Regions from separate parts of the Mus musculus genome. Here all the other regions are linked to region 3. The links are chromatin loops, found by intact Hi-C in ENCODE. Cell type or tissue: left cerebral cortex. All regions are shown on one strand. Each heading gives the region's core, and the rest is flanking DNA. Links, peaks and the distances in the headings are about the cores only.

Region 1 (9,937 bases), core at 2,604-7,603, 230 kb before region 3:
ACTAATGACTAAAGTATAGTTTCTCCCCACAATAGGAAAACTGGCTGTCCACTAAGAAGGGACAAACTTGTATCTCTAATTTATAGACATGAAAATTCAAAATGGGGAAAGACTTAAGCACAATACCTGGCACTATAAAACTTCTGAAAGAAGTTATGGGGGGAGCTGAATGGGAGTGACACCCACATTGCTTAAGCAATGGAAGCAAACCTGACTGGGATTACAGCCCACAGCACTTCTGCAGAGCCAAAGGACAGGCCACAGAACAGAAATATTTAAATTGTATATTTTAAATATTTGTTTATTTATTTATTTTATGTATATGGGTGTTTTGTCTGTGTATGTGTTCAACACATACATGCCTAATGTCTGCAGAGCCCTGAAGAGGGCAACAGATCCCTTGGAACTGCAGTTACAGATGGTTGAGAGCCACCATATGCATGCTGGGAACCAATTCCAGCTCTTCTGCAAGAGCAGCAGGTGTGCTTAACTTCTGAGACATCGCTCTAGCCTCCACAAATCCATGCTTTTGGTAGAGGATGAATTTATAAAATAAGAAACTCCCACAACTCAGCAAAGGACTTGAGAAGATATACAGATGGTCAGAAAATATGTGTTTAACATTACTTACTGTAGGGAAAGGCAAACAAAACCACCTTAAATTATCTTCTCATACATATTAGTGCAACCATAGTAAATAATAAATATGTGTGTTGACAGAGATGCAGAAAATCTGGAACTCATGGCCTATTGAAAAATGGGAAAACATGCAGCAGCTACAAAAAACACTGAGGTTTCCTCAAAACATTAAAAATAGAAGAGTTGTGTGATCAGTGAGTCTGCTCTGGGTATATATATGAAAGAACTGAAGTCAGGAACTCGAAGACACACTGGCCATCTCATGTTCACTGAAGCAGAATTTATAATAGACAAGACATGCAAACAACCTCAATGTGTATCAGTAGAGGAATAAGTAAAGAAAGTCACACACACACACTCACACACATGCACACACACACTCACAGAAGCATACACATACATATACTCATGCACAAATTCACATGCACACACACTCACATACACATAGACACACAAACTCACACACACATGGACACACAAACTCACACACACACTCACACATACACTTACACTCTCACACCCACCCTCATATACTCACACACACACTATTACACACAGTTTCACACACAGTCTCTCTCTCTCTCTCTCTCTCTCTCTCTCTCACACACACACACACACATACACACACTCACTATTAAGCCCTAAAATGAAAATATGAAGAAAATTCTATCTTGCTACAATATGGAGGTCATGGGAGACACACTAGATGAAATTACCCTGTCCAGAAGGATACATACTGCATGAGTTGTGTTTAGAGAGCAGGGAGAATGGGAGAGCAGTAGCTTGATGGTGCGGGCCACCACCACAAGGGTTCTATTGGCAGCGCGCTCTTTGTGCATTCCGCACCTTTCTTCCCTGGACTTTCCCGTCCAACACAGTTCTGTGTCCTTTACCTACTCTGTTCGCTGGCTTTGTGTTACCACGACAGAACAGCCCATAAAAGTCAACTGACTGAAGGGAAGCTTTGGTTGAGTTCATGGTGTTAGAGGTCCAAGTCCTTGGTCAGCTGACCATGTTGATTCTGTGTCTATGACAGTAAACCACCTCAGGAAATCAGAAAAGGGAAGGGGTGCATATACCCTCCACTCGACATTCAGATGCCATAAGTAAAAATAATAAAATAAAAAGTGAAGAGCCAGGCTGCTCCTTTCAAGAGCAAGACCACACAGCCCAACATCCTTTCACAAGACACTACTCCTGAAGGTTCCAGTACCATAGAGTCACAGCCTAGGTATTAACACCTCAGCGCAGGCGCCCTTTTAGGATAGTCGAACCCAGATGACAACCCCTGTACAACATAGACTCTGGTGTTTGATAGAGTCCTGGCATTTTGGAGATGTTCAGTTACAAAAATCTTTATGGGGATACCAGTCAGGCACCACAAAAATTTCCACTGTAAATTACGTAACTTAAAGAGATTCTTAGTATATTTCTGGGTGGTGTAACTTTGAACAATTTTAGACCTTGTTTAACATTGCATAAAGAAACTGTATACTGGCCAGCAGCCATCACCCTTGCCCCCGCAACACCTCCCTGAAAGTCACCAGCGTCTTCAGTCTCTATGGATTCCCCTGTGCACTGACAGAAAACACATTTTTATAATACAAGGGGCTTATAGCCAGAAACGATAAAGAATGTTAAGCTTGACAATAAAAAAAAATCCCAACCCACTCAACTTAAAATTGGGCCTGACATATTGCTAGTGGGATTGTAAAAAGGCCCAGAAACTTTGAAAAAGAGTTTAAAAGTTTCTCAAAATGTTAAGACACAGAGGCTAAACATAGAAATGCTATGTGACCTGATCATTTTAATCTTAGGGATATGTTCAAAGGAAATTAAAACCATACGTCCTGTCCACACAAAAACTGTACATGAGTGCTCATACAAGGTTAGTCACAAAAGCTCAGAAGTGGAAACAATCTAAATTTTCATCAACGGATGAGTGAGCTTTAAAAATAAGGTCTACCCCTACAGAAAAAATCCTCCTTGGCATTAGTGAGGAATGAAACACTGCAATACTGAAGACCTACTGTGCCTCTGAAGACCTACTGTGCCTCTGAAAGCTGTAGGTATTCAGATGAAAGTCCTCATGGTATAAGCTAATGTGACCAAGAGGCCCAGGAAAATGCCCAGCGTGGGGAAGCAGGGAGTGGGGTGGTGCTAATGTCAGTGACAGCATCCTCAGACACAGGACTGGTTAGGTCAAAGGCTTGGGAAAAGACATCTTGACAGCTTGAATTTCAACTCCAAGGAACTTCCCAGTTGGCTAAAATTTGGCTAAATTCACAGTTGGCTGAGATATATCTGATTCCAAATCATGACTTTTGTTGTTGCTGATTGGGTGGAGAAATGTTTCTAATTTTGTGATCCAAGTCCTCACTTCATGTGTGATAAAACTCCACATGTTCTCCCTGTGGAGTGTATCAGTAGGCATCAATCCAATGTGTAGAAACACTGATATTCTAAGGAGGTTTGAATCTGGTCTCTGGGAAGTCCAAGTTTGAGGCTCCTCCCTTGATGTTCTGTCAATGGATGTCAATGGATTCTTTGCCCATCTACTCAGTGGCAACACAGAGGCACACATTGGTGGAGAACTCACAGAGGAGAGTCTGCAAGCCAAAGAGAGTCCTGCTTGCCACAGTAACCTAACCCCCAAAAGACAACGCCCTTGGAAGACAGTCCAGGGTTGGCAAGATGGCTCATCTGTGAAAGTCACTTACCCCCAAGCCTGTGACCTGCCTTTGCTCCTGCTTGAATTCCTGTCCTGGCTATCAATGATGGACCATGATGTGGAAGAGTAGACCAAGCCCAAGAACACCCCCAAGCTGATTTTGATCACTGTTTTATCACCACAAGAGGGAAGCAAACTAATACAATATTGGTCGTATGGAAGTTTTTCCTTTATTCTTTCCTTAAGATAGGGATTTGGATGTGGTCTAGGATGGCTGCAAGCCCACAATTCTTCTACCTTCAGCTTCCACATTCTGAGAGTACAGACCCACCCCACTATACTGTCTAGTGGCTCTAATTTCCGTGTGTATGCGCGAGTGTGTGTGTGTGTGTGTGTTTAGTAACCCCCACAGTGTCCTAAAATGGCTGTACTAATTTATATTCCCCTCACAGTGCATACTGGTTCCTTTGCCCACTCCCCTGTTCTTGCCAACTTCTGTTATTTTTTGTTTTATTGCGTAGTTGTTTCAGCTGTGGTGACATTCACTCCCAGTGTAGTTTTGATTGGCATTTTCTTGATGGTTAAAGATTTTGAGCATTTTAAGTGTACTTTGTGGGTTATATGTCTGTCTTTGAGAACTGTCACTTGCTCCTGTTTAAGAATCACATGACTTAGTCACAGTTTAATATTTGTAGTCACTGCCTTCCTTCCTTCAGTTGCTTTATTGTTTTTAAACAATGTTTTTACTAATTCATGTTTGAAGCGGTGTGGTCAGATATCAAATGGCTATAATTTCATGCACTCATTTCTGGGGTTTTACTTTGTTCCATTGACCTACATGTCTGTTTTTTGTGCCAGTGCCATGTTATTTTTACTATAATAGCTTTTTAAAATTAAATTTATTTAATTATTCACTTTACAACCTAATATAAGCCTTTCCTTTCCTCCTGGTACTCCCTCAATAAGTCCTCCCCCCATTCTCCTCCCAGCCCCCACGCTGCACATCGAGCTGCTGAGGGAGGGACTGGGCACAGCCTCACCCACAGAGGACCGACAAGGCTGTCCATTTAGGTGTGGGGGATCCACAGGCAGGCAGGTCGGCAACAGGCTCAGGGACAGTCTCTGCTCCAGTTGTTTGGGGGCCCTGCATCAAGACCAAGCTGTCATCTGCTAAATATGTGAAAGGGTCCTAGGTCCAGCCCATGTTCGCTCTTCGGTTGGTGATTCAGTCCCTGGGAGCCCCCAAGGGTCCAAGTTAGTTGACTTCCTGTGGAGTCTTTGTCCTCTTCTGGCCCCTCAATCTTTAGCTCAGATGTTTATTATCAATACCATTAAGCCCCAAACAGGTCTCCTAATGATCTGCAACTTTAACCCAGCGGTTCTCCATCTGAAAGTGTGGGTCTGAGTATTCACACAGTTTCTGCCACTGAAGGGAGCCCTAAAGCATCCCTAGATCCCCGTTCTTACTGCTCCAGGGCGCCTATAAGCTGCTTGCTAGATTATTAGTATGCATTAAATCTTGGTTGCCTCCTAAGATCGCTGGTTTTGCAGTGGCTGTTCCTAGGTTCCTGTGATGCAAGCCTTGCCCACTCAAGAAAAGCCTAGGGAAAATCTGGGAAGGAGAAACAATTCCTTCTTGGCAGTACAGTCCCGATACCTCTAGGGGGCACTGTTGATCCCAGTTGTAGAATCATGAATGCACCAAATCCTTGTGCACCTTTGAGAAAACTCCAGTGCCAGGACAGCCCTGGATGCCAACACACAGCCACTCTGCAGTCAGCCATCTTGTGTTGTTGGATCCTAGCGGCACTTCATCCTTAAATACAAAGCAGTAAAAGTGTGGGAACTGCAATACGGGAACTACATGAGTCACTCCTATCGTGAGTTAATTTCTTGTCCTCCTCGCTAGAAGGTCAAATCCCAGTGTGCTTGGAGCTGGGTGCAACACTCCAAGTAGTTGCATGTGCATAAGGGATACATTGCTTGGTCTTTGGAGGTCCTTAGTGAAGGCCACCGGGCAGTTGGCTGGGTGGCCTTTTCCCTGTCCCCCTAACTGTGAGGTTAGGGGATAAAGAAAACACACGTTCCACAGTGTCTTTAGGGTTACATTAAGAGTAATGTGCTTTCTTCCATGTTTGACACAATGGGGCATTATGAGTGTTCAGAAGCTTGCATGAGTCTGCCTGAGTACCGTGATACTAACTACAATTCTGAAAGCCCGGACTTCCGGTGTAGCCCGTTTCCCGTTCCGGCAGATTCCAGCTTTAATGCTCTTAGTGGCTTTTACGAGCTATTCCCCACTTAGGCTGCTTCTCCTCTCCTAACCCCACAATCTGTGAACCCAGACAGTGAAAGGCTGAGCTTTGAAGGAAAGCCTTCCCGTGATGTGTGAGACACTACCTCCTCTTCTAGCATTAACGATCTAAGGCAGGGGACTCAAATGGAGCATACTGAGGACTTGGGAAAGAACTTGGGAAGTGAATGGACTTAGGAAAAAAAATATATCTTCATTTTCATGAACTTATGGTTTAAGTTTGGCTCCATTATAAAAATGTCAGTTAAAGCCAGTCATAGTGGTCTATGTCTATAATCTCAGCACGTGTGAGGCCGAGGAAACAGGAGGCTAGCCTGAGATACATAGTATCACAACAACAAATAACCAAGGACTTGGCTACAGCTCAGTGGTCGAGTGCTGGCTGAACCCGAGCAGGGCCCTGGGCTGGCTCTCCAGCGCCACACAGGGACATTCTGAGTGTGTTCTAATGAAGTTAGCTATGACTGAGACTTGGTCATCCATAGAATCCATGCATATTTTCATGTCACGTGCCAGTCATCAGTTATACTCCCTATGACTTCAGACTCACATAATTTAGACACACCAGTGGGTTTTGTAGTTAATGAGGAACCACAGAGAGGGTGGCCCATGACCTGGCACTCAACCGTGAGTGACCACAGGTTGTGGTCAGGTGAGTACTGGCACTAGACTGAAACATTGTTAGCGATTTAACAGAACAGTTTAACATCGTTTGAATGAGGTAATAAACAAACTGATACTTGTGTTTCATCTTTTTCTTTCATGTTTTTCATCTCATAAGAGATGTCAGTCTGAGATGGGTGGGAAACATAAATCGGACCTTCCCCACAGACTGAAAACAACCCACTTAATGAGGAGGACAAGAAGTGAACTTTAAAAATGCATTTGATAACTGTACTTTGACATGGTTAGATCCTTTGTATCGATACAGTATTTCCTGTGACAGAGGCAGTCAGTTTCACAGAGTGCCAGAAGCCAGGGTGTAGAGAGTTCAGTATTAATTCCAACACTGTTCTCTGTTACCTGTGCATTGCCAGGCCGGTCCCAAATCCATTCCTAGATATAATGACTGCTTTGAATCAATTTTGAGGATCAAGATCATTGTTTCCTTCTTTCACTTAAAAACATCTCTATTTTGGGACTCCAATCTTCCTTCCTAAGAGCACAGACTCCCATATTCATGTTTAGAGTTGGAATGCCAACGAGTTCCACGGTCCACAGGTTGTTGGCATTTTCTGGCTAAACTCCTAATCCTTATCCCTGAACCGCTGAAGCGAGTTGGGTGTCCACGAGGGTGATTTCCATTGTAAGATCAGAAAGTTATGAATTGAGCACACCGAGGAAGCACAGGATTTCTCATCTTTGTTGCTAGGCTTTTGTAGCCAGTGTCTCCATTTGTTTTATCTTCATGTTTCCATCAGGCTGGAAAGTTCTTATCTGATTTTGCTTGAAATCCAACTTTTCCATTAGAGGCCTTAATGTACTGCACACTGTCATGTCAGATTCTGTCTGATAGCTTTAATATTTGTGTCATGTCTAATAATGCTTCTTGGTAGTGTGCTTTTTCTTCTTGCCTTTTGTATGCATCATAAAAAGATGTGCATATTTTGTAAGCAATATTGTTAAAGTAAAAGGTCAGATAGCCAAGAAAAAGAAATACAGGTCTGCTTTGTCCAAGCAGGAGTTCAGGGGCGCCCAGTGTCCTTGCTCTTAGATCTCCTATCTTGTCTGAGTGCTGGATCAGAGGCACAGTCTTCTGCCACATCTCCTACCTATGATGAAGACATGGCTCACCTGTTCTAGTTTCATTCTGTTGCTGTAATATGACACTCTGACCAAAAGCAAATGGGGAGGAAAGGGTTTCTTTCATCTTACACTTCCAGGCCACAGTCCATCACTGAGGGAAGCTAGCAGGAACTCAAGGCAGGAACCTGAAAACAGGAATCGCATCACAGCCAAGGAAGCAGGAAAGGAACCATGGAGAACGACACTTGCCAGCTGATCCACTTGCTCATGTTTAGCTGCACACACTTCAACCATGACCCCATAAATTAATTGTGTTAGTGTTTCAAAGGTTTGGTTTTGTTTTGCTTTGTTTTGTTTGAATCAGGCTTTCTCTGTTTTAGCTCTGGCTGTCCTGGGCTCACTCTGTAGACCAGGCTGGATTCAATCTTACAGAGATCTGTCTGCCTTTGCCTCTGGAGTGCTGAGATTAAAGGTGTGTGCCACTACCTTCCGGAATGTTACAGAGTTCTTACACTGCCAAGTAATGCTTGCGAATCTGAAGAAAGAAACAGTACAGTGGACAATCTCATCTGCCTGTTATCCTTGCATAGCCTAGACCCACTGACTAGGGATGTCCTGGAAGTGTTGGGCTCTCTTACATCAATTAAGACAGGCAAGACCATCCCTCTCAGATACCTCCACAGACCAACGTGATAAAGAGAATTCCTCCATCAGGATTCTTTTTGCTCCTAGGCTGTGTTGGGCCACACCAACTTAAATGTTGGCTGCACCGAGCTCTTAGTTAATGCTAACCAGGACACCACCCTTCCCTTGGTGCCTTGACTTCCTGTCCAACCATACTTCCTTCCCTAGGTCTGTCATAGAGTCCAGTCTCTTGCCTTTTTGACACTACACCCTTTTTACCTTTTCTGAAATTAGGAATAACTGCTCTTAGAATTTGTACTGGCCTGTCCTGTACCCTGCTAATACTAAAACTCAGCTGAAGCTCAACTTCCTCAACAGAAGACAGGAAGACGTGTCCATCACACATTAAAATCTCTTCCTTTTTTGAATTCTTGTCCTGGTGTGACCTGGCAGATGGCCAGACGGCTAGATGGAAACGGGGACAGTTAGTGGAGAGCGTAGCTGGCTATTACAGCCAGCCTGGGGAGGAACCATGTTAGCTAGCACTGTTAAGCGGTGCCAAGTTCAGGGAGATGAATGAGGATTCACATAGCCACTAGACTGAAGAAGTGCGTCATTCGGGGAGTGTTAATGCAGTGTTGCTCCCTGAGTCAGGTATGCATCAGGTAGGCAAGAGGTTCAGAGAGAGGAGGAAGGGACGTGACAAAAGCCAAGACACCTTACTTTTGTAGAAAATTAATTTTTAAAAGATCACCAATAAAGTATTTCAAAATTTAAAAAGGCACAGGCATGTTTTATTAGGAAATTTCTTTAGATTTGTGTTCATCAGGAGGATCTTCTAAAGGTCTAAACAATGCCCACATATATGCATGTAAACATATGTATACACTTATATGTGCATATGTACATAACATTGGTCTAGTCCTTTAACTATGCTTAGAATCGCTTATTTGCAAACTTGCAGCAATATCCCCACTACCCAGGATTCAATGAAGAGTAAATGACTTAATGTTGGAAATATAAATAAATAATCCCTAGTAAAGTGCTTGCAAAAAAAATCTCCATTTTATTGTCAAGAAATTAAAGGTATGTAATATGTACATGTGATGGAGAGAGAGAGGAGAGAGAGAGAGAGAGACAGACACAGACACGGACACGGACACGGACACGGACACGGACACGGACACGGACACGGACACGGACACAGACACAGAGAGACAGAGATTAGAAGAGCTCTCTTCTTGCTTTTGTGCTTATGGGCTTTGCCCACTCCTTACCGGTATTTGCTGTTATAAAGGCAGAGCTGTGCTAGATTGCTCAGTGTAGCTGAAATCCATGTAGGCTGGAATCCCTGGTTCTCGAGGCCTCCTTTTTGGCTCTCTCTTTGCCTTTATAATGAGCTCCCTTGCCCACGCTATCTCAGACACATGAGAATGTTGGTCCTTGCTCTTGGCTTAGACTCACTTCTTCCAGACAGCTTTGAAGGCCTCAGGTAAATAATATTCAGTCATTGGCCTGTCATTAATATTTTTAGTTCTTATTAAGCAAAGGCCTTTGCTCTTCTGACAGCTAAATTGCTCTCCCCTAAACTCTAACTTCTCTTTTCCCAAGAGAGGCCTCAACAATGGGCATAGGGTCCTTGTACACTAATATTTGAGGCCTACAGTGTGGCCCTTAGGACATGGACAGTGGACCTCAGTGCCACCTGAGACTAAAATCTGAATGAGGACAAGACCCATTGTCAGTGTGAAAGCTGCCTCCAGTCCCTTCCACCTTCCTCAGATGCTGTCATCTTATCTGGCCCTCTGAAATCATCCCAGGGTAAGGAAATGAACACCTGATCAGTCTAACAGAATATCTCCAATTTCTGTTGGAAACAAGGGGAACAATGTGACATCTCAACATCTAAGAGCAAATACTTCTTCCATCTTTACATGGATGAA
Region 2 (9,937 bases), core at 2,947-7,946, 270 kb before region 3:
AAAATAAATAAATCTAAAAAAAAAAAAAAAAGCAAGGAAGAAGATGGCAAGTTAAAGTTGGCAAATTCTAGAAGACAATGACGTTGCGGGTTAGTGTTACAATTTCATATTGTGCATGGCCAGAGCCACTGAGGGCCATCTGAGCCATGGGTGGAAACTGGCTAATTCCCTGCACAGGGTTTGTTATAGGATTTTGTGAGGAAAGATGTGTTTGGTACCAACACAAGCATCCCCCTCTCTGGCAAATATCAGCCAGGGTTTGGTAAGAAAAGCTTTGCCCTCTCTCTTATAATAAATGACCAAGAGAAAAGAACTAAACTTTAATGAGAACCCAAGATGACGAGAGTCACTGTCCAGAGCACATAAAAGCCACGCAAGTTGGAGTACTGACTGACAGAGAGGGCATGATAAAGGTCAAAGGTCAGCCTAGCGCTTACGAACACGCCTGCTTTAAGAACAGCAATAAGATGGGCTGTAATACTGGAGCACCCTGGGTAATTAGAAAAATAAACTGAAAGTGGATGGCCAGGAGAGCAACAGAAGATGCTGGGCTTTAGTTAGCACACTCTTCCACGCACTGGGAGGGAAGTGTCAAGGCCTTTTCTTGCTGGGCTGAACTGGGAACGTGAGGTAGTGCCACTGTGAAGGGTCTGTCTTATAGAGAGGGACAGCCTCAGGAGCAGAGGTAATGCCTGGCAGGTCTTGTCACATGGTCCAAGCTAGGCTTAAATCTCCTGCCTCAGCATCCCTCATCTGGGATTACAGGTGTGCATCATCACACCAAGGTCTCTTGCCTTTCTTGAAGTTTGTTACGTCAGTAAATGAGACTCCTTTCTTGTTTGTTGAATCATGTATCTGTCCCTGAGGGCCAAGGAATCTTTTTAGAACTTAAACATTTTTGAGATATAATTATTTCCCTCTTCACTCCCATTTGTACTCTTTCTAGTTCATGGCCTCTTTTTCCCATAATTGTTGTTATGTTTGCATGTACATTAGACACACACACACACACACACACACACAGAGCCTGCTCCATCTGTATAACATTGCTTGTATGTATGCTTTCAGAGCTGACCATTTCGTATTGGCTAACCATTGTGCTCTTCTCTGGGGAAGGCTGCTCCTCCTGCTCTCGGCTTTCCTTAGTTGCCTGTGGTTCTCTGTTCAAGGTCGAGGCTTTGTGAGCTTTCCCCTGTCCACCTGTCCGCGTGTCCGCATGTCTGTCTGTTGATGTTGTCTTTAGGCAGCCATGTTGTGAAGCATTAGTTTCTGGCGTCCCTAAGAGAAACGATCAATCTCACAGCAGACTCCCTGTTTCCTGGACTCCTACAATCTTTCTGCCCCTCTTCTGTCTCGAGGCTTCGGAGCAGCAGTGTATTGCAGATGTATCAAAGGGGACTGGGCTCTGCAACTCTGCACTTGTACTGCGAGTTTTCTGTAATGGTCTCTGTCTGCTGCAAGAGAAGTTTCCTTTATGGGGCAGCGGGACTCCACTTCTCTGTGAGTGAAAGGACAAATGGAGGGCAGCTAGGGATTGTGTGGGTTTTTGTAAAGTGGCAGCTGTAGATTATGCTCCAAGATTGCATTCTGTTACCTCTCTTATACAGCCCAGGCCAAGCTACCCAATCAAAAACATGCTCCAGAGACATGTCCATAGGCCAGTCTGATGGAGGCAAGTCCCAAATGAGACTCCTACAGATAACTCGGTTACGGAGAGGGAAGAGGAAGAGAAGGAGGGAGGGAGGGAGGGAGGGAGGGAGGGAGGGAGGGAGGGAGAGAGAGATAGATAGATATATAGAGAGAGACCTAGAGACTTGTATTGCACAGAGCACATTTCTCCCAGCATACAAAGAACACGCCCCCCTGAATGACAACATATTGAACTACAAAAAAGAAAAAAAAACTCAACATATTCCAAATAATTATTTTCCACAATTTTTCTTCACAATGAATAATAACTGGGAGCAATCTGTGAGTTAACAAGGAAAACATAATAAAAATCAGATGAGTTTGGAACCACTTTTACTTACTAAACTGTAAAGGCAGTCGTCATTGTCAAGTAAAACTTTAATTTTAAAATGGACTCATTAGAAAAAGAGGACGGAGGAAAATCAATCAAGTCACTTGCTGGAAACTGAAATCCAGAATAACCCACATGTGAGGGAAACAGCTCATCAAACCGAAAATCTCCTAAACACAGTGTTCCTACTGTGGTCACTCAGTAAATCAAGGTAAGTGGTTTTGAAGCCCAACACTCTTTCTAAAGATGGACTGTGAATTGGATCATGAGGAAACAATCTCAGCATAGTGTGGCTTAGGTTGGAATTATTTATATACACATATGATGACATTTCCAGGAACATGGTCAAGGATAATGTGTTCTAACCCACCCAAACGCCAGTGCACTGGAAACCAATGAGTATGTGAACTGTGACATAGTCTCTTGACATAAACTGCAGAAACAACGAGCAGTTACAGCACCCCATATCTGCACAGAGGAGCCTCACAAACTCAAGCAAAAGGACCAGTTGCAGAGGTTTTGATGTGCAGTAATATATTCACGCACAAGATGATGCTCCAGGGACACATGCATTCATGGTGAATGTATGTATGAAGGCACAGAAATCACAGCTGATAGATCTGAGATGTCCAAGCCTGAGGAACAGGGGCTGGAGACAGGATCCTGGAGGAACCAGAGAGGAGTCAGAGCAACCATGGGTGTGGACTAAGGGATTGCATTTTAAACCTTGGTGCTGGGTGTGTGAGGGTGCAGCTCACTACTGTTCACCCTCTTCTGTAATTTTAACCATCATGCACGGGCACTGTTACACATTTGCACACCCAGCACAAATCTCTTTCAAAAGGCTTTCAGGTCTCAAATCTATGCTCCATGCTCTGGAACCTTGCTCTTGCCTGACTGTTGGACTTGAAGCCCATGAGGGAAGTGGATGGCTGTGCCTAGCACACATAACCAGCAGGCTTTAGCTCTTCCATTTGTGTGGGCTGCTTACTGGGTAAATGGAAAGATCAGCTGGCTCTCTGAAAAACCGCATGCAAGGGTGTTAGCTGGAACAGTTGTACCTGAGGCCTGTCTGTCTGTCTGGGGGAGGTGAAGCAGAATCACGTCCCATATCCGTTTCAGCTTTTCTTCTAAAGCCTTTAACCACAGCACGTTGGTAGAAGTAACTATAGTCACCCTGTGTCTATAGCACATCGAGTTTAACAAAACGATGTCTTTAAGCATCGTTCATTTAAGGCACTGGGTGTAAACAAGGTAGATGTTGGCCTGCGCCACAGCTGAGTCCAGGAGAAGCTGCATAAAGACAGAACACTTATGGACTCAGCACTTTCCTCCCATGGACTCACACCATAATCTCAGATTCTTTTTTTCCCCATTGACAGCCTTTCAGTGAAGGGTGAAAAGAGCCGATAATGTTTTAGCTACAGAAATCTCCTGACGTCGCTAATGAACTCTTTTCAATTGCTTTAGGCTCACTTCTAATGGAAATCTTTCTTGATATATGTATTTATAGCCCTATTCACCAAGACCCGTCCACCAAACCCTTCCACGCACATATAATTATCCATCTAATTACTGTTACATGGTGTTGTTATCAGCCAGGCTCTGCTGCGCTGCACAGGATGAAGAACACATAAAAGCACGGCCATGAGTAAAGCTCTCACTGTGTTTCTGCAAGCCTGGGAGCTGGGCAGAAAAGACCGTGACTTCTCCTTTGCCACAGGGATGCCTTGTTTCTGTTTGGCCGTGCACTTGGGGACGTCGACGGTTGATGTCCAGAAATTTCAGGAAAGGAAAGGGTGGGCTGTTTTTGGCAAAATGAATTGTTCCTGTCAGTTAGGGCTGCTGGATAACAGATTTCTGCATGGCCGAGAGCAGGAGATCTGAAGTTGTCAATCCAGGCAAGGGGTGAGTGAGATGTGGTGAGCTCCTGCTCTTTTTTTCAGGGATAGACCTTGGGAAGGAGGCTGGGTTCAGAGTAGAAACTCGGTGCCCTGTGGACAAGGTGTTCAGACACCTTAAATAGCCAGATAACTACTGATGGTGCCCATGGCTTCTTAGACACATTCCCAACTGTCCAGCCCTCTGCCTTGGGTGGACTTCCCTCACAAGTTCCCCCAACTACCTGGCATGGCTTAAGCCAGGGGAGCTGTGATAATTCACTATATGCCAACTTGATGGGTGTGCTAGGCATTTGGTCTCACACTGTTCTAGGTGTTTCTATGATGGAACCTGGATGAGGTAAACATCTAAATAGATCAAATAAATCAAACTGCCCTACTAATGTGGGTGGACACCATCAAATTAGTTGTGCATAGAAATTGTGACCTTCATTGAGGTAATAGGAGAGTCCTACTGCCTGATGGCTTTCAGGCTTAGATATCCCAAGCCTTTTCTTGCCTTGGCACTTCATTGGAAATGAAGTAGTAGTAGTTCTTCTGGTCGAGTCTCCTGCCCTTGGGATTGGAACCGCCCCTTTGGATCTCCTAGTCTTTAGTTTGTATTGGGAAGATGGCGTGAATCTGTTCAGTTACAGATATGGAGAAAATGAATCCGTTTTACTCCACAAAGTAGAATTCAAGAGTGTGTGTGTGTGTGTGTGGGGGGGTGGTAAGGGACAATCAGGAGGAGCGCTGGGGACAGAGAGCTGATAGCAACTTGGAAAAAAGCGGGTACATGAAGAACTCAGTCTAGTTTGGACCTCAGACGGACTGCAGTAGGCACGACTTCTGCGGATACCCTTCTTTCTCACACTCCAGCCTCTCTGTTGTGGGCTAAGCCAAGAGTGAACCTACGGATCCCATCCAGGATGCTCGCGCTTTGTGGGAGGAGGATCAGATGCCGCCGCTAGGCGGCGCTCCGACCACGGGTACCAACTGCATAGTGCAAAATGTTCTCAAAGTCCTGTCTAAGGCAGAGCCTGTCAGCTCCGCCTGTTCCCAGTCCTCCTACCCATCGCTGCTCTTCCTGCCTAAGTGGAGGTGTGGTGTTGGAATCTAGATCGCGTGGAACCTTAGGACAGGGCATATCTTTTTACCCTGTTGGAAACCTGGCTGAGGGATTGGTCCTGTTGGATTCCTGAGAGCTAGCAAATATAGACAAAGTTCTCTGTTTGGGTTATACTCTCCCCGCAAGCCCACTTGACAGTGGCCTCCTCCACAGAAAGGCTTACCCACGAGTAGACCCTCTGCACCTCCGCAGATTTTCCCATCTGTCTTGGGAAAACACCGGGTAGAAAACACCAGAGCCCCTGTGGATCAGTGATAGTTTCTCTCCAGACGAACTTTAGAGTCCACGGGCATACAAGAAAGGTAATTAAGGAATCCCTATATTCAGGCCAAAGCTGGCTGCACAAGTAAGTCTGTGTAATGTTGAGTGTTGCGCAGAGCTAGAAACTTAATAGATGAAGAAGGAAAAGGGGAAGGGGCGGGGCAACTAGTGTTCCATACTTCGGTACAGGAAATAATCCTAGCTAGGATCACCCTAGTAATCACCTATAATCCAATCAAAATCAAACGAACTGAGCTGAGTCCAAAGAATCAACCAAATGGTAATTTTGAATGGCAATCAGCTTCTTTAAACAGTGAAGGGCTCCATTCTTCCACGTTCAAAACTATGAAGTTACGGAGTTTGTGGTGTAATATGGAGGGCAAAGAGCAGTAACCTGGAGGCACTGATCTGCCCTTGCCCATATGACCCAGACCGGACAGTTTACCCTCTTACACCCAGGACACTTCCTCCCATCAGAGAGCAAGAGAGCATTTATATCAAGAACGAAGAGTCGAAGAATCGTTGACTGTTTGCCCATTGCATCCGTAGAAACAGGAAATGCCCAGGCAACTCAGTAGCTCCTGAACTGAATCAATCACAGTTGAGTCAGCACTGTTGAGAACATAGCGCCTCTCAAAACCTAAATCTGTCCAGTGCTCCATCAGCAGCCAATGCTGTGCTTTAAATTTAAACAGGAAAGGCAGTGTTTGGGGTCTTTGGGGTTGCTATAACAAAACACCACAACTGTGTAGAACTATAAACAACACACATTCTCTCAATTCTTGAGGCTGGGAGGTCCAAGATGGAGGAAATGGCAGATTCACTGACTGGTTTGAAGGGCTGGCTTGCTGGCTCATAGTCAGGACCTTCTCAGGGTCTGTTCACTTGGTGAAAAAGGCTAAATATCTTGATGGCTTCCCTTTTCTACAGCATTAACACCAGTCAGGAGGACTTTTACCTCCCAACTCCCCTCACAGTTCAAAACTTAACACAAAAAATGTAGGTGTGTGTGTAAGCACAAATGTTTAGGATACACACAGCAGACACTCTCATTAGAACAAGCAAAGTCTAAAGCTCAAAGCATTTTTATTTCTGCTTGAAGATTTTAAGATTCTGTACATTTTTAAAGATTAGCAATTATAAAAAGCTTATTCTCAGATATAACAGAATAAAGCTAGAAACCAATGTAAAAAATATCTGGATAAATTCCCCTGAATATCTATAAATTAGACGATATATTTGTTTGTTTTGAGACAGGGTTTCTCTGTGCAGTCCTGGCTGTCCTGGAACTCACTCTGTAGACCAGGCTGGCCTCAAACTCAGAAATCTGCCTGCCTCTACCTCCCAAGTGCTGGGATTGAAGGCATGCGCCACCACTGCCTGGCAATATATTTCTTTATAACATACAATGAGGAAAAACAGGCTAAAGATGAATTAAAGATTACTTTGAAAAAGTTAAATGCTCAGATACAATCTATTGAAACACATAGGCTGCAGCAATCTCAGTGACTAGAATTTGTAGCAGTGTAGTGTAGTGCAGTGTAGTGTAGTGTAGTGCAGTGCAGTGCAGTGCAGTGCAGTGCAGTGCAGTGTAGTGTAGTGCAGTGTATTGGTGTATACCCTAGAAAGGAAGATGTGGATCCCATCAGCATGGGAGCCTTTAGAAAGAAGAGAAATTTAAATCTAAAGCAAGACAACCCCCCCCCAATCAAACCAAGCAAAAAGCAACAACAACAACAACAATAAAACCAAACACAAGTGAATAGAAAAAAAATCGATAAAGTTCGTGTCTAGCCTGCTAACTATGGAAAAAAAAACCCACCCAAATTGCCAATATCCAAGATAAAAGAGGGGTCATTGTTAGTGATGCCTGGATGTTGTACAAATTACTGAGGACCACTGTGGACACCATCATGTCCACAAATTTGATAACTTGGACGAATGGACCACATACTTAAAGGATATTATAAAAACCCATTTAAGACAAATTGAAGAACATAATATCCCTGTTCCTGTCAAAGGACTGAGTGAAGATCCTGTGCATTTTAATAAAGATCTTATTTAGTTTCGAAAAAGACCTCACATAGATGCGGCTGGGTACACCATCACTAAGTAGCTGAGCCTGACCCTGATCCTTCTGACTCTACCTCCCAAGCATGAGGCCAGCAAACCCAGCCATAAATAGCTTAGAAATCAGATGTTTTCATGAGTTGAGAAGGGGAGTGGGTGTGGTGGCTCACACCTCTTTAATCCCAGTGGAGGCAGAGGCAGATGGATCTCCATGAGTTCAAAGACAGCCTGATACATAGAGTGAGCTCCAGGCCAGTGGGTACGAAATCCTGGGACCTCCTCTCAAAACAAAACAAGAGTTGAGAAAGAAGGAAAGTTCCTTAAAGGCAGGTTTCTTTTAATGTTTCTATTTGGAAATGTTGTGATTTGATACTGGAAACTAAAAACAGAAATCTTTTACTGCGTTTACACTGTGCAAACTGAGAAACTAACTACAAGCTGTAAAATAAAGAAAAAATTCCTGTTAACTGGAGCATTCATAATTTCTCCTTAACGTTCATAAAACATTAACTATTTGTTAAAACCACGGAGTAAGACTGCCTGAGTTCAAATCCTGGCTGCACCGTCTGTTGGTTGTGTGGCCATTGGCAAGTTCATCTCTCCTCTCTGGGCCTCAGTTTCCTCTGTTGTAAAATGGGGACAATAATGTAGTTGCCATGAAGAAAACTAGATAATCTGCATTATAAGTCAGATCGGACTATGAAATTTGATGTTTTCAAGGCTGAAGAACCATTGCTCTGCCCGGAGTTACAGTCCTCCACCAGCCCTGAGCTGATGAAATGTGAATGGTTTAGTATATAACACATAGTAGCGAATATAGTGATGTAGGGGTTATGAACAAGGAATACACAACAATTAATAAACAGTTAAAAAGCCAAGCAACGCCACTCTTTGTGAAATGTAAATAAAATTGGAGACAATTTTGTCTTTAAAATTAGCAAAGCTTTCTTTTTTTTCCTTTTAGTTCTTTGAGATCTTCATACAACATGTTTGATGGTGTGCAACCCCTCCCCCAACTCCTCCCAGATCCACCCCTCCCATCCCTAGTTACCCAACTTTGTCTCCTATTTTCTTTTAAATCCGTCAGGATCAGCTTATGCTCCCCAAATAGTCTTCCACTGCAGAGTGCTCAATGTGGCAGGGGCCACACTCTTAAAAAACTGTCTCCTTTCCCAATAGCTCATAATTACCCACATCTCCACATCTAGGGGTGGGATTGTATTCTCCTCTCCATGCTGGGATTCGGTCTGGCGTGGGCCCACACAGGTCTTTTGCATGCTGTTGCAGCTATTTTGACTTCCTACATGCAGCTGCCCCACTGTGTCTGAAGACATTGTTTCCTTGCGGTCACCCACCGCTTCTGGCTCTTAGACTCTTTTGGTCTCTCTTCTGCAATGATCCTGAGCCATGTCCGGTGTGGGGTGGTGGCTTATGTTCCCTTTAGGGCTGAGCCTTCTGTAGTCTCTTATTCTCGGTAGCCTGGCCAGCTGTGCTCAGTATGTTAATTACCATCTAGTGCAAACAGAGGCTTCTCAGATGAGGGTGGGGCGTGCATTGCTGTGAAGGGGATGTGAGAAGGGGCCCAGGAAATCAGGATGGATTGGGTACTTCTTCCCAAGTTTCCCTTTAAGCCGTCAGTTCTGTTGCTTGCGAGGAAGCATGAGAGGCCCTTTCGTTTCCTGTCGGGGGTCTGGAGTCCATGTCACCTATCCTCCTAGTAAGCAAATGAACGGTGGAGAACAACCATGCTTGTCACCCGTTACTTGTGCTTTTTAGGGGTTGATTTGAAAAGCATAAGTCAATTTTTTCAGAGAGATATGTGTGGCGAGGTTTGCCACAGCAGGTTTTATTTATTTTTTTATTGCTATGCTGAAACCCAGAGCATGCTGGGTAAATGCTATACCACTAAAGCCATATCCCCAGCCCCCACAAGCCCACAGAAGAGTTAATGTCCAGCAGGGAGAGGATATATTTTACTGCAACCTTATTTGACATACACGCAGTCAGAAATGATTTTAAATACAATTTAACAATATAGGAAAATACAATACAACATTAAGAAGAAAAAAAGTTCAAACTGCATGTGCTTTGCTCCAGATTTTTGCAAATAGGTTGCACTTGTAACTAATGAATATGTTATAATCTCAGAAAACACTTATTTTTTTTCCACTTATTTATGATGCTTCCTGTATACACAGAATAAACCCCGAGAGTCTCAGATTTGCATCTGTAAATGAATATATGTTTAAAATATGTTTGTAAATGAAAATAAGAGTGTGGACGGACTCAAATCCAATTGGATTTAAGTGGAAGATGGACAGAAAAGGCAAGAGAGGGGCAGCATAGAAGACTGTCTGCAAATGTTCCAGAACTGCAGCTTGGTTACGATTGCGTCCCTCCCACTGAGAGTGGGGCAGAGGCCTGGGGCACTCTCTGCTCAGCTCTGGCTCTGCGCTTTCTCAGAGGGGCTGAGGGGCAGCGGGAAGAATGGAACCTCTGTGCCCGAGAGTCGTCCTAGTATTGTTTGGACCTTGGCTTCACGCTGCAATCTGGGGATGATGATGATGACGATGACGA
Region 3 (9,937 bases), core at 2,882-7,881:
ACACTGCAGGACACTAAACTATACCTCTTATACCTCTTATTGGTGTTAGGGTGTTAGCAGGCTCTGTGACAAATCCTGAGACAGCTAACTGAAAAGGGGAGAGCTTTCTTATTGGGTCATTGCTTGGGAGGCTGCAGTCTGATTGGCTGGCTGGCCGTTTGGGGGCAGGTGGTGGGGCAGCATGTCATGGCAGCAGTGAGTGGCTAAAAACAGAAGAGAATGAAAGAGAGAGAGAGGGAGAGGGAGAGGGAGCTAAATCCTCTAGCTAGTCCCTAGTCCCTACTTTTTTTTTTTTTTTTTTTTTTTTTTTTTTTTGGTTTTTTGAGACAGTTTCTCTGTGTAGCCCTGGCTGTCCTGGAACTCACCTTGTAGACCAGGCTGGCCTCAAACTCAGAAATCCGCCTGACTCTGCCTCCCGAGTGCTGGGATTAGAGGCGTGCGCCACCACACCAGGCTTTAGTCCCTACTTCTTAAAGGTTCCACCACCTCCCAGGAGCTGCATAGACTGGGGAACCACACTTTCCAGAAAACTAACACCCCTCGTACAGGACTTGTGGGAAGGCAGGTGGGTGCAACCAAGCCAGCAGGGTGGAAACTGAACAGGGGTGTGGGTGAGGGGCTGAGGGAAGCCCAAATAGGAGGACCTCCTTGTGTCTAAACGGAAAGTAGGTGGAAGGCACCCCGTGTGGAGCTGTCACTTCTTACACACTGCCAGGTATGTAAGAAGAGCATCAGGGACAACCATGCGTAACAACCCAAAAGCAAGAGAAGGTAGGCCATCACAGAGAACAGAGTGCCCACATAGCTCATGCAAAGACACACTGCAGACAGAGAGTGCCAGAGCAGGGCTGCAGCACTGGGGGACTGGAGAAAGGTAGAGGCTACAGCTGGCAGCACACAGTAGCCTCCTTGGTAAAAACAACTTCTAAAGCAAGTTTGCCCAGCTGGGCTTTGTACCCATAAGAAATCAGAGAATGATGTTCAGGATGGGGGAGTGAGCCCACTAGAACCAAGGAGGAGTGTGCCCGAGTACTGAGAGTGGTATAGCCTCAGCCCCAAGACTCCTGTATACCCATTGAGACTTTCATAGCCTTAGTCTGTACTGTGTTGCTATAACAAAATAGTTGAGATTAACAACCTTATAAAGAAAAGAGGTTTATTTGTCTCTCAGTTCTGATAGCTGGGAAGCCCAGACAACATCATCATCAGTATCTAGGAAGGGCTTATGGGAACAACACAGAATGGAAGAGAATGGAAGGGGAAATGGCAGAGTATAAGAGAAATAGATATATGTGGTGGTCTTGCTTTATATCCCAGTGTCATGAGAATTATCCCAGTCTTATAAGACCTGGCCCACTCCCACCAGACAGCATTAACCCTTCCATGAGAATGGAGCTGCCCCCGCCACCACCACCACCACCACCTACCTTCCACAAGGCCCCATCCATTACACATTGTCCCACCTCAATATGCACTGAGGGCCAAGCTTCCGCAGCACCGGTAACAAAGCTGATGCACTGATGGGGGATGAGCAGGTAAAGCAGCTGGTGGATCCACCAGCTGTCTCTGGCAGACTGCAACAAAGAAGCCTGAGTATCCTAAGCAGTATATCTGCACACCGTGGTTAGAAAGAGAGTAAGAACTGATTGTGGCAGAGGCTGTGGGGCCCACCTGTTTCCCTCAGATCTCCGGTTTGCACAGGCCCACTCCTAAGTGCCTGCCTGCATCTCTTACCCACAGGCTTCCGTAACTTACTCCTTTTTGCAGCCCATCCAAAATGCAGTCCATATAAGTGGGGAAATTTAATTAGTGAAGAAATCAGCTAGAGAATGATGGAGATGAGTGTTAGGTACCCACATCCCTCACCATTGGTGGGAAAACCCAAAACTCCCCTTAGGGGTTAAGCCTCAGTTTCTCACATTAGCAACTGACTTACCAGTCAGCAGCTACCCAAGGTGTTTCACTATCAGGCTAAACGCTTGCACTTGAACCCTGTCCTATCTCAGAGCTTGCTTCTGAGAAAACTCAAAGTAAGTCAGACCTCAAGGGAAGCAGAAGGAAATTGTTGGGGCTGGAAGCCTGCCTTTGAATCCCAGCCCCTTCGGGTGTGAGAAATTCCCTGTTCCAGGAAGACTCTGCAAAAGTCAGTTGTGCATAAATTAAAGTATCAATGTCTGCAGTAAGACTGGGACAGCACTAAAACATGGCATGCTGTCCACATATCTGAATAAAACCAGGCTGGCAACAACCACTGGACAACATAGTCCACTGATGTGTCAGCCACTGCTAAACAGAAAAAAATGCAGTCTGAGTCAGAATGGCATTTCCAGCATTTGGCTTGACTTTGCAGCCATTGAGGGATGCTATCCTTGAGGGTGCTCTTCCTGCAGGACAGGATCCTTCCTTCGGGCATTTTCCAGGGACTGCCTAACCCTTCTGCAGGGGGAAATAAGCCTTGCTGAGCCCTGGTACCCATAACCCCGCCGTATTTCAGCTACTGTTTCTGACCGCTCTCTAGATACAGTCAGTAAGTCCTTTCCCAAGTCTGTGGTACCTCTCTGAAAAGCCACAGGGCAGGGGAGGGATAAGTAGGGGTGGGTGAGTGGGTAGGTGGGTTGTTTGGTGGGTTAGTTTGCTTGCTGTTCTAAGAATTGAACCTGGGGCTCTCAAATGCTGCATGAGTTCTCTAGTACTGATCTATATTATCTCTACCCCAACACATTTAGATTAAAATCCTGCTAAGCACTGAGCCCTGAAATTTATGAATCCCATCCAGAGAATTATTATTGTCTCCAGCTCACAGAAAAAGAAAGTGAGGCTTTCAGTGGCCAAGTAGCTTGCCAGGGGCAGCATGAGCAGGTGGGAAAAGGCTGGGCTGTGTGGTGGGTACTGTCCTCTCCTTCCACCATCTCTTAGCATCAGGAACTGTTTCTCCATGTGGGTAGTAGGTGATATGCAAGGGTCTCTGCCATATTGGGGTAAATCAGGGGGAGAATTTGTCAGAGAATGCCATGCCTGGCCTTCTCTGTCTCTCAGATCTGCAGGCTTTGTCCAGAGTGACGCTTGTGCTGAGGATGAGATAGGTGAGAGGTGACCTCTAGGCAGCACCTTTGCACTCAGTCTCCTTCCCCTGAGAACGGCTTCCTTGGAGTCCGTATTGGGGATACTAATGGAGATATTTGTGGAAAACCAGGTCTTAGTGCCCGTTTGCACTTGTCTGGTGTTCTGTTCCCCCACCTAAAACCATCCCAGCTTTTCCTCAACACTTTCCCGGGCACAGCCCTACAGGGCTACATTTTGACAGCCATGGGTATTGTGCTCTGAACTGGGTCTCTCACCAGCTTAAAAATAACCAGAGCTCTAACTCCCCCACTGAAGGAAAGCTGTGCCTTAATTCAAGGTCCTCCATTATGGAGCCTAGATGAGATGTGAGCTCACCCTACAGGATAGCCACAGGCTCCGTGCCTGTCCCATCCTGCCTAAGTCTGAGATGGTTGGAAGCTGTCGCTGAGCCTACGATCAGCCCTGTGCCCCATTGGTAGTCACACTGTCACCCAGAGCCAGCACCACAGTTTCACGACTCCTCTACAGTACCGAGCACTGAGCAAACCTCTCCCTTTCTGTGCTTAGGCAGTAGAGTACACTGCAGAGACTGAGTGCTGTAAAATGCTGTACAAAAGATTGCTAATGAACTCATTTTGCTGGAAAAGGTTGTCAAAATATTTTTACGTGAGACTTGTAGCAGAATCGTACTTCCACATCAACGTCTTAAAGAACAAGACCTGCTGGCGTCCTCTAGAGACCGCCCTCAGCAGAGAGACCTCCACACTGGCGGCAGTAACTAGGCTCCGCAGCAAAGACTGGTGGAGCCGGTTTCTGGCAGTCTCTGGGCGGTTGCTGTAGTCTCCAGGCTCATGAGCCTGGCAGATGACAGCCTTTGTCCCCATCTTGGGGAACGTTTAGGGACATTGTTTCCACTTTTCGAGCTCAGGGCACACGCAGTCTCCAGTTTCTATACGAAACTGGCTGAATGTGGTTTGGTCTCTTTCTGGTTGGGATTCGTTGCCTGTGCCCAAATAGTTTTCTAACAGGTCGAACTCGGAAAACAAGAGAAGATGGTTCTTTTTCCCCATCTATGTTCATAGAGAGAAACACTCCCGCCCCCTTGATAGCACCCACCTCGTGACTCAGCTTCTGAGGTCGGCAGCAGTCCTTTGTCAACCTCCCTCCTAACCCCATCAGTTAACTAGCCTGGTCTCTGTTCTCCGCAGGTTCTCTGTTCCCTCAGCTGAAACCATCAGAGGGCGTCTTCAAGGTCATCTTCTGGCTGGGCTACTTCAATAGCTGTGTGAACCCGCTCATCTACCCCTGCTCCAGTCGCGAGTTCAAGCGCGCCTTCCTCCGCCTCCTGCGCTGCCAGTGTCGCCGCCGCCGCCGCCGCCTCTGGCGAGTCTACGGCCACCACTGGCGAGCCTCGACCGGCGACCCGCGCTCCGACTGTGCCCCCAGCCCGCGCATCGCACCCCCCGGGGCTCCCCTAGCCCTCACTGCACACCCAGGCCCGGGCTCCGTAGACACGCCGGAGGCGCAGGCTTCGGTCTCCGGCCGTCGAAAGCCAGCCTCCGCCCTCCGGGAGTGGAGGCTGCTTGGGCCGCTACAGAGACCCACGACCCAGCTGCGTGCGAAGGTGTCCAGCCTGTCCCATAAGTTCCGCTCTGGGGGCGCGCGGCGCGCGGAGACTGCGTGTGCCCTGCGCTCGGAGGTAGAAGCAGTGTCCCTAAATGTTCCCCAAGACGGGGCAGAGGCTGTCATCTGCCAGGCTTATGAGCCGGGCGACCTCAGCAACCTCCGGGAGACTGACATTTAAGGACCGAAACTCAGGCTGAGGAGGGTGCTGGGGCCAGAGGTGGGGTGCTTTATAGGATTCTGCCTTCGGATCCAAAACTCTGACCAGGGTGGCTGCTCCATCTCACCTCAAAGCAACCGGAGCTGGACCTGGGGTCGGAGCACTCGGAAGGTGGTGGGTTATGGTGCCGCCTGCTGGACATAGTTGTCCAGAGCTCTTCCTGAAATGGAAGAGCTGCGGGATTCGCCCTTCTCATCCAGTCTAAGGAACTGTTTAGTCAGCTCCTGATGTCTAGGCAGAAGACTTCAAGTATGGCTACTCCCCTTGGGGGGGAAGAGGTACAAATTCTCGTTTTGCTGCTCCCAGGGAAAAGATCCGTGGACAGTTTTACTCCTTACTGCCACCTGGAGGAAGTCAATGGACCTACTGCCATAGGACCTGCCATACAGCAAGCTTTGGTGGTATATTGGATGCCCGCCATACAAATCTGTTGTTTTTGCCCTGGGCTCACTGCCCCCTTCCCCACACTCCTAACTGTATGAATCCCTCACCATTCCCACCCACCCCCCCGCCCCAGGGCCTTACTGTTTACACTGTGTACATAGTTCATTGTGCCTGTCTGTGCCCATCACTTCTCACTGGGATTCCAGGCTGCCAACAGGGGAGAGCCTTATTTATCATTTTGAGACCTATTTATTGGTAAGAGTACTTATATTTTGTTCAGACTGTGCAAACTGTCCATCTTTGGCCTGTAATTCATATAGAGCCTTCTTCTGAAATCCTTAGCCATCACAGGACAGTCTGTGTTCACCTTGCTGGTGTGTGGAGGGAAGGTCATATAGCTCAGAAACATACTTTGGGAACTGGTTTTCCCCTTTAATCCATGGGGTCACCACTGTCCTTTGGATCTTTTAGCAAGACTAAAGGACTTTGGTACTTTGTTGGCTTTTGAAAGTCACATAAGCACAGACTTTGTATCAGCTCCCCCACCCCCCCCACCCACCCCCCACCCCCAGGTGCATCTGCAATGTTTGAGGGCCTCAGGGAACATAGTGGCTACATCATGCAAGTGATAAATCGTTACAGAGGATCTACACACCCAAGCAGACAAGCGTGTGGATGTTAAGAAAAGCCATACCTAGCTGTGATGTTCCTTAGCTCTGAGTCGAGACATACATCCCATGGATCAGTCTCTGAAAAGAAAATATCAACCGCATGTATCCAACCTGCATGGGACTGATAACTGGGAGCAATCAGCCCTTAGAGGGACACCTTTCTAAACAAGACCCTGAAACTGGAAGAGCCAGTTACTGGCTCCAGCATGGATCGGTGTTGTGAACCAAAAGTTTCTGTCCTTTACTAAGGAGGTAGTCTGCCTGAAACTCCAAGCCTTTCTCGATAATTTTACAAGAGTAGTAGCTGGGATCAGAAGGAAATGGTTTACAAAGTGATCTGGGATCTGCGTTTTCAAAGCACCCAGTACAGAGAAGCAGTTATAGCAGGCACTGGGAATGTGCTACCTACACCAGAGTGCCCCTTTTGTACATGCTGGCCTCCTTGAAGCTAGGGGGCAGGCTTCTCACAGTGGAAGGATCCATGGGTCAAGTCAGAAATCAGTCAGTTGGTAGCCCCCAGTGTCAAGTTACTGAGCACTGATCTCTCTGGTAGAAGGGAGCCAGGTTTGCTTTAAATGCCAGCTTAGGTGTTTGGGGTCCCACTCAGTACTTGTGCTAAGCACAGCAGTCGTCCATGACCAGGCTTCAGCCCTATGCCCTGTGCACACTATTGCTGCTCACACCGGGAACTGAGCGTGAATGAGGAGCAGAAGGGTCTCTTCAGCAGAGGCCTCCATGGATCTTGCTTTGTAGCTAATAAAGCACAGCTGCTGACCTCACTCCTGGATCTGACAGGATCTCAGCAGAGAGGAGTAGATGGACTCATGATGCCCCTGGGTGGCTTCAGGAAAATCTGGGGAAATGTACCATTTCTTGGGTTCCTGGGGGCCATAGCCCCTTAGCCCATCCTACGAGTCTGACTAGAAACTGTTCCTGAAGTTCAGGTAAGACAGGAGGCCTTTGCCCTCATGTGATCTTGAAGGATAGGTAAGGCCTCAGGCATCTATGCCTGGTGAAGGATGGTCACAGGAGATGTGACAAAGACTGAAGCAAGCTTTAAAGGATGATGCTGTTTGTCTCTTAGCCTGCTTCCCACCCCAGGACCCTAAATGCCATCTAACCACTCACTTTTCCTTCCCACACTCTTCCTAGGATACTTTTGCAACTTGCCAGGGACCTCCAGTTTCCCTGGGCTCGTCCCTTGTGTTAATGACATCTAGCCTGTTGCAACATCTTCTCTAATGTAGAGAGTCTGCTGGAGCTGACTAGTACCCATTCATGTCTCCCTCTCCTTTCTCCTCCTTCCACACAGGCTCCCCTGTCTACTCTTAAACGGTCCACAGGGTTATATTCCTTTTCTCAACTCCTCACATAATCTCACCCACGCCACTTGTCAATGATCACACACAAATGACTCCCAAGTCTTGATATCTTGAGCTCCAGATGTGCATTCCAACTCTCCTCCACACACACCTCAGGGCCATTTACTTCCCACAAAGTCCCCTGAGCATGCCCTGCCTCCTCCTCTCCCCAACTTACTGGTTTTACATTGTTCCAATATCTCCCTCACAGATTCCCAGCTCAGAGCAGTCACCAAGCACACTGCAGCCTCTCAGGTCACTCACACCCAGCCTGTCCACAGTGCACTGAGAGTCCCTATGTCCCCAAGAGCAGATATGCCCTACACATCTATGGTAACACATGACCCACATTCCAATCCCAACCTCCTCCACCACCACCACCCCCCCCCCCCAGGCCCCTAGCATCAGCCAGTCCCTGGATCCCTCCTGTTCCAGTCATTGACAGGCCAAGGGGAAGTGTCTGAGACTTCCACCATCCTTCCTTGTATCAGTTCTGACTCCTTTAGAGCCCTCTTGACCCTGATTCTATTCCCATCTTTTTTATACCCCCGGGGGACTACATGGCCACCGTCTGTCCGCTTGGAAAGAATTCTTTTTATGAATTCCCGTCCTGCCCTGCTTCTTGTGGCTCCAGAGAAGTACAAATCCAGATGCTCAAAAGGCTAAGTCAGTCCTCAGGCTCTGCCTGGAATAGCTCACATGGGGCATAGCTCACATGGGGACAGATGGGGCCTTTTGAGGAGCTTGGTGCTGCCCTCCAGTGGTCTGGGTTTCCTGTCTTCCCTTCCCCCATCTAGACTCGTACCTCAAGAAGAACAAGGGAACTAAGAACTGTGGCCAGGGCAGAGACCTACATTCTAAAGTGACTGGTTTGAAAGGACCCACCCCCCACCCCCCGCAGGGAAACTGCAGGATGCATTTGGAATGAAGACAAGGGACCTGGAGCTCCCCGTGGCAGTAGAGTGTGTGCCTTTCATGCTTAAGGCCTTAGCTTCAATCCCCAGGATCAGGAGGGTGGGGGGAGAAGGTAGGGTTGAGGGTGGGGGGTGGGGAATATCAATACGGAGTCTGGGAAATGGAGCCACACAAGCTGGGCTTTGAAAGACAAGGGCTGGAAGGAAACATCGGCTGCACTTGCGCTTCTCCGTTGCACAGCTTTCTTTTGCCACCCATTGGCTCCATCAGAGTTTACATTCAGTCCTTTCTACCCTTCCAGGAACCAAAGGAAAAGTCCCAGGTCCTTCTCTGTTCTTCTCATAACATACCTTGACCAAATGGAGGTTTACTCTGTGTGTGTGCATGTGTTGTGTGTGTGTATGTGTGTGTTTATTGGGAGGATAACTGTGGAGTTCTATCCTTCCACCTCTTACATGGGTTTCAGGAATCAGATTCAGGTCCCTAGGCTCATGCAGCAAGCGCATTTTCCCACTGAACCAACAACCTGAGAGTTCCTTTGCCTGAGAATGAATCAGATTTGGCCCCATTCATCCTTTGAGTAAAGCCAAAGAGATCATAGGTCATTGGCTGGATCACAAGTTGGCTAATACGGCATCAAATCTAACAGAGTGAGGCAGATGGGAGTAGGAGGGTCACAGAGGACCAATGCCATCTGTGCACCAGCATGGGAGAGAGTGGGAGGAGCAGGGTGGGTGACAGTGACATCCCTCAGCACACTGGATCAGCTCAGGAGACCATGACTATGAAGGACACTGATCACTGCCTGTGTAATCCACGGCATTGCTTTTCTCACCTGACAAACGAAGGGGTAAATGGGCTGCTGGGACTGCCAAGCTTGCCAAGCTTGTGCCATCTGCTTTAAAGCTTTCATTGAGAGCTTTTCCCCTTTGTTGCGCCATGCGTGACCAGTGGCTTGCTGTTCAAGGATAAGGACAGAGAGGCTCTACTGCAGTGCTCAGCTAGCACCTGTCTCCAGTTACCCCGCATTAACTGGCCCAGACCCACACCTCTCCTACAGCTCTCACACAAGGCCTTCATGGCCAGAGGTAGATCACACGACTACCTTGCATGAAAAACTGGGGAAGTGGGTATGGCTAGTTGAAAGAAGTGGTCCAAAGTTCTGCCAGCCAAACCCAGCCTGCCACCTGACTCAGTACCACCCACAAACTGAAAGTGGGGGAAAGTCAAAAGAATACTATTTTATGGCATTATGTGAACCTGACCATGCAATATCTTCAGTTTTGCCTCTTGATTCACAAAACCTACATTTATTACCTTAACCTTTATAGGAAATCCTACTAACCTCCATCTTAGGATACCATAGGGGAATCACTGACTGCTTCCTGGACTACTACCTGGACCAGAACAGGGTTCTGCCTAGCAAGAAACCTCAGAAAAAATCAGCCCTAGTTGTCTACAACACTTGTATTCCGTTATTTAACCTTTTTACTGGTGTATATTCATTGTGCATAGTGATGAGTTATTTAATCTTCACACAGCATAAACTAAGAGTTAACCCCTCTTTCCAGTCCCAGGGACTGGAATGTATCTGCCTCAAGGATATTTTCTCAGCTTGGCCAAATTGTAGGATTTAGAAAGAGACCAGAGAAAACTGGAAACTAACCAGCCACCTATGCCAAGGTGGCAGATCTCACTGT

What was found. Hi-C counts contacts between places; a loop is a spot of excess contacts. Peaks named below come from ENCODE experiments on the same cell type or tissue, not always from the same donor. Only the 100,000 strongest peaks of a DNase experiment are listed, where the experiment ranks them.
Region 1: it touches region 3 in a loop (10-fold over the local background); 16 of 42 quality-filtered maps call a loop at or near these places.
Region 2: it touches region 3 in a loop (8-fold over the local background); 39 of 42 quality-filtered maps call a loop at or near these places.

What each region holds. Positions count from the first base shown.
Region 1 is chr2:131,766,122-131,776,058 of GRCm38, reverse strand. No RefSeq gene overlaps it. Among named protein-coding and RNA genes, the nearest start is that of Gm30986, 31 kb to the right of the region's middle. In left cerebral cortex, for the core only: CTCF peaks have their summits at 3,481 (motif pointing right) and 4,969 (motif pointing right); DNase peaks (open chromatin) are centred at 3,003, 3,491, 3,746 and 4,991; H3K27ac peaks cover 354 bases.
Region 2 is chr2:131,807,886-131,817,822 of GRCm38, reverse strand. No RefSeq gene overlaps it. Among named protein-coding and RNA genes, the nearest start is that of 5330413P13Rik, 35 kb to the left of the region's middle. In left cerebral cortex, for the core only: a CTCF peak has its summit at 4,883; DNase peaks (open chromatin) are centred at 2,988 and 4,893.
Region 3 is chr2:131,540,875-131,550,811 of GRCm38, reverse strand. Adra1d (adrenergic receptor, alpha 1d) reads left to right here. Exons shown (of 2, transcript NM_013460.5): 2 at 4,272-5,455. The coding sequence ends at 4,867. All of the region lies in intron 1 of Gm39938 (a long non-coding RNA gene), which reads right to left. Among named protein-coding and RNA genes, the nearest start is that of Gm39938, 7.6 kb to the right of the region's middle. In left cerebral cortex, for the core only: CTCF peaks have their summits at 3,823, 5,131 and 6,394; DNase peaks (open chromatin) are centred at 3,675, 4,186 and 5,165; H3K4me3 peaks cover 1,368 bases; H3K27ac peaks cover 1,934 bases.